2 separate regions of the Mus musculus genome follow, and region 1 is linked to region 2. Evidence: chromatin loops called from intact Hi-C (ENCODE). Cell type or tissue: left cerebral cortex. All regions are shown on one strand.

Region 1 (2,500 bases), 70 kb after region 2:
GCAAAGACCTCCATCCGCTGCAGAGGGGGTGAGGGATACAAAGGAATCAGTATCTAACTCCAACTCAAAGGATCAAACGAAGACAGACCGCCAGGGATCTCCAGTAACCAAGAAAACAGTCTAACTGCAGAATATCTATCCTTTACACACTTTTCACAATTCCTAATTATACCTTTAGGGAGATATGTCAACAAAAACAATGACCTGCCCCCACCCACCTCCTGCTGGACTTAGAGAAAACTGTGACTTCTAAAGGACTGACACAGGAAGGGCAAGCCTCTGTCAGAATGACTCAGTACACCTTAGAGAAGAGGGAGCCACAGGAAGACAGGAGACAGTCAATAGAGAAACATCCTCTTTCCATCATTCAAGGTGACCTACCACCAAACACTTGCCTAAACAGCGTACATAAACACCCTCAAGCCTTGTTGCCGTGGTTTCTACAAGACACCCCCTGACTGTCCCAGAACTCACTTTGTAGACCAGGCTGGCCTTGAACTCAGAAATCTGCCTGCCTCTGCCTCCCAAGTGCTGGGATTAAAGGCGTGCACCACCACTGCCCAGCTCAAAATTACTCTTTAAATTAGTATATAAACTATTCTATATCATTATGACATTTTCAAGAGGTTGTGTTTTATTGATTCTCCTACCATCCTTCTATTTTGCCTGTATACAAATACTTCACTTTCAGCTGACTATTTGACCCAGTGCCTACCACTGTAACTCGAGTCTGACAAACCTTACCAGGCATTTGTGTTTTCCTGAACGAGACAGGATGTTAGCATTATGACTATAGTAGCGAGCAGGCAAACACAGAAATGTGGACTGGACCAGTAAGAACCATCATTAAAAAGCAGTGAAAAGAGGGCTGGGGAGATACTTCTGTCAGAAAGGGATGAGGATTTGAGTTTGATACCCGGGATTGTGTAAAAAACGTGGGGCACAGTAGTACACATTTGTAATCCCAGAGAGCCTAGCATATGGTGAGCTGGCTTGGAGCCAATGAGAGAAGCTGTTGCCGAACGGTGGGACAGCCTTCCTGAGGATGGCACCTGAGGCTGTCCTCTGGCCCCCACTCCCACTCACCCACCTACACGCACATACACATAGCCTGGCCCGAGTTAGAAGCTGACAGGAACACTTACCTCACTGAAGGAGGAGTGAAAAGAGAAGCAAGCTCTGTATGAGCTCTCTCCAGTCCTGAGGGGAAAGCAGAACACAAAAGGACGCTGAGCAAAACTAAATGGGGCCCAGGCTTGAACTTCGACTGGGCTGCTCTGGGAAGCGTGGCTTCAGAAACTGCTGCTTGAACAGGAGTCAGCTTCTTCAGATGTAGAAACTTGCTACAGGCATTCTGAAGAGCCCAAATCAAGGAGGTCTGGCTAAGAGTCCAGCCGTCTTGTCTCACAGAGGAAGCCCCTGGCTATACCAGCCAATGTACTGCCATAGTTTGGAAGAAACACCCCTGGACTTTAAGTCATGTTTAAGTGAAAAGGGTATTTCCACAATTCTAACACATCCTCTCCTTGGGCTTGTGCTGATGTGTGTGTAAACCACACTCAGCTCAACACTTCACCTCTAGTTTCAGAAGACCAGGGCGATGCACTTACCTAACGATCACGTTGGTTTTTCTGGTCCTCTCTCCAAACCACATGGTAGATGGCTTGATGCTGATTGTGTGGAGTGCAGTTTTGTTTTGGGAAGTTATACCACAGGGTAGTTTATTCCACTGAAAACACTCTTCTGCCTGAAAGCAAAACAAACAAAACAAACAAACAAACAACCCCCCAAAGCATATTTGCTTTAACTTGCAGTTACATATTTTTAGCAAGGCTTCTATAGAATGAATCTTAAAAGCAATTGCAGATGAGGTTTTGGACATTAAAAAAATAAAGAGACAAGAAAAGAAGCAGGTCAGCTTGCCTGGGAGCCTGGGAGCTTGCCTACAGAACACGGGACCTGAGCACTTCACCATAGTCCACATGAGGGAAGAGAGACAGAACGCTGGAGAATAGGTTTGTAGCAAGAGAATCCTCAGGTTCATGGCGAAGAAGGAGGAGGCACATGGCTGGAAGATCATGAGTTTGAGCCCAGCCTAGACTACAGCAACCTGACCCTGTCTAGAGTGAAGACTCTCAAGAAAGAAAATCAAAAGCAAGCTACTCTTTGAGCTGGGTAAGGTGGCACATGACTGGATGAAAAAAAAAAAAAGTAAATAAAAAGGAAAGCAAAGAAGACGGGTCCCAGGTATGCTAGAGGAGAAGGCTTACTGTAGATCCGTGGGAGAGCAGAGCCAGAGGCAGGGACATCCTGGAAAGTCCAGGACATGATCAGACTAAGCTGGGCCGCAAGGGGGAGAGGGGAAGGGAATCAAGTGGGGAGAGAGCAGGAGCCAGGAGGCCCAAAGGAACAAGAAGAGCAGGTAACCCAAATGGATCATATAGGAAGGGCAGCCCATGCCACGCTCTGGGCTGCAGAGTTGAGGGTGGGGGGTGGTATA
Region 2 (2,500 bases):
TGAGAGACATCATCTAGAGAGACTTTTTAAAAGTACATAGCTGCGTGGTGTGTAGTGAAATGATTTTTTGAATCTTCTGAGAAACCGTGGGGGAGGGGGAGACACTACCTGGTGGAAACTGGAAAAACATTAAATCCAGGAGAACCTGACAACCCTCCCAGAGATGGGGCAAGCTACAGGATGGAAAGACACCAAGACAAGGCAGTAGACCTGGGGAAAAAGAAAGGTAGAGAATCCATAGGAAGGTAGAGTCAATAGACAAGCAATTGGCCAGCAGAAAGAAAGAAAGAAAGAAAGAAAGAAAGAAAGAAAGAAAGAAAGAAAGAAAGAAAGGAAGGAAGGAAGGAAGGAAGGAAGGAAGGAAGGAAGGAAGGAAGGAAGGAAGGAAGGAAGAGGAAATACAGAACAAACCAGTTAATTTTGTTAACCTCATAACCTCATAGCATAGGAATAAGTTCCATTTGAGGATTACTTTTTAACTACATCACGTTTTTTGAATACTTAGTCACTCCATAATCACCTGACAGAAAATATGTCCGGAACTCTGGGGAGAAGGTGGCTTGGATACAGAGATGTAGAATTTACTGGACAGTCAGGCAGATTGATTTTTTTTTGCACTGTATGCAGACTGATAATAAATACAGAGGGCATGACACAGAAAAATTCCAACAACTAAGCCATGGCTAGGCCAAGCATTGATGGCACGCATCTTTAATCCCCACACTGGGGAGGCAGAGGCAGGCAGATCTCTCTGTGAGCTTGAAGACAGTGTGCTTCATAGTGAGTTACAAGCCATTTAGGGCTACATAGTGAGACCCTGTATCAAAAGGAAGGAAGGGAGGGAGGGAGGGAGGGAGGGAGGGAGGGAGGGAGGGAGGGAGGAAGAAAGGAAGAAACAAAAAACAGAAGCCAGCCATAGCCAAAGGTTGAGAAGCACATGAACAAATCTGGAAAATGTTTGCCGTGATGGAGGCAAAGACAGAGCAGCGGCAATGTCAAAGTCATCAAGGCAGGGACTTCAGGAAAGAAAAAATTCTAATACTGTCGGGAGTCACAGAGAAACCCAAGTTCAACCCTTGGATGTCCTTGGATTAGTCTCTGATAACCTCAGCACAGATGATGGAGCTAGTAACTTAAGGGTCCCCATTTGTGTGCATTGGTGTGATGTCAAATGTGTGTGTTACATTGTTGTTATTTAAGGTTCAGGGTTTTCTTTGTTGTTTTGTTTTGTTTAAGGTTTATTTATTTTATATATGTGAGTACACTGTCACTGTCCTCAGCCACACCAGAAGAGGGCATCAGACCCCATTACAGATTGTGAGCCACCATGTAGTTGCTGGGAATTGCACTCAGGACCTCTGGAAAAGCAGTCAGTGCTCTTAACCACTGAGCCATCTCTCCAGCCCTTTTTTGTTTATTAAAGTAGTTTCATACATCAATCTATAATGATTTCAAAATAGTTTGAAGTTCTATAATAAAATCCTGCTTGCCCAAGATGAGATCTTTAACTGAAATTATAACTGTTAAACCAGTATCTTTAGCTACAGAAATTTTAAATAACATCTAAACTTATTTTAAATTTCTAGAGGAAGGTTTGATAATTGCTGATAGAAAGCTGGACTCCAACTACTATTAATACTATTTACTTACAATAAGACTCAACTGCCCATTCCACATGAATCTTGTCTCCATTTTCTGTTCAGTACATCTGCTCTCAAGATGAGAAGATATATGTTTACATCACTTCAATAAAACAAGAAGTGCTACAGTGGTCCCAAAGGGACTATCAAAACTGTTCATCTTGGCTCTTGTTAACAGTCCTCTACAAAATACACTGTTTTTTTGTTTTGTTTTGTTTTTACAAAACCTAGGTACTATAACACCCTCAAAACCAGGTGGGATGGTGGAATTGAAGGTATGATCGCCAAGTCCACAGAAGAAAACAGGCGTCTATTTTATCGTTCTCTAGGAATTAATGTGCTCCTTTGTAAAGCAGCTTGTCTATAAAGTCCTAGTCAGCCGTACCCTTGTCTTTGATTTCAGCAACCCTAACGTATTGCCATGTTTTATTTACCTCCTAGGAATGGCAATTAGTTTGAACCTCAAAACATGTCTTCTGAGCAGAGAAGCAAGTCTCCTCGGTTAGGAGCAACAAAATCAAGTTGGCAGCGGAGACCATTTGCACAAAATCTAATACGAATCCTATTTCACTCCTTTTTCTGCGCCACCTTAATAATGACAGCAAAAGCAGAAGGGTGAAATGTTATTTACAGCTTGGGCCGGGAGAAGCTGCTTAGGCAATTGCTAGGCTGAGCGCGGTGTCGCCGCCATGCAAGCAGGTCACACACCGCTCACCTTCACAGTCAGCCCTCGGCCCCACACCGGCCTCCAGGCCCTGCGCCAGCACAGGGTTCGAGATACAAAACCCGGCGCAAAAGGTCACCAGAGCAGTTGGACTGATGCACCGCATGCTGAGCCTGGGACCCGGAACTACCCACAC

Evidence for each region. A loop is a pair of places that touch in the nucleus more often than their neighbours do. Peaks named below come from ENCODE experiments on the same cell type or tissue, not always from the same donor. Only the 100,000 strongest peaks of a DNase experiment are listed, where the experiment ranks them.
Region 1: it touches region 2 in a loop (2.7-fold over the local background); 1 of 42 quality-filtered maps calls a loop at or near these places.

Annotation. Positions count from the first base shown.
Region 1 is chr2:3,442,901-3,445,400 of GRCm38, reverse strand. Dclre1c (DNA cross-link repair 1C) reads right to left here. Exons shown (of 14, transcript NM_146114.3): 10 at 1,611-1,747; 11 at 1,146-1,200. Among named protein-coding and RNA genes, the nearest start is that of Dclre1c, 20 kb to the right of the region's middle. In left cerebral cortex, no CTCF peak of the experiment used is centred here; a DNase peak (open chromatin) is centred at 1,008.
Region 2 is chr2:3,513,097-3,515,596 of GRCm38, reverse strand. It overlaps Cdnf (cerebral dopamine neurotrophic factor), which reads right to left. Exons shown (of 4, transcript NM_177647.4): 1 at 2,356-2,500. The coding sequence starts at 2,470. Among named protein-coding and RNA genes, the nearest start is that of Cdnf, 1.3 kb to the right of the region's middle. In left cerebral cortex, a CTCF peak has its summit at 1,279 (motif pointing right); no DNase peak of the experiment used is centred here; H3K4me3 peaks cover 727 bases; H3K27ac peaks cover 540 bases.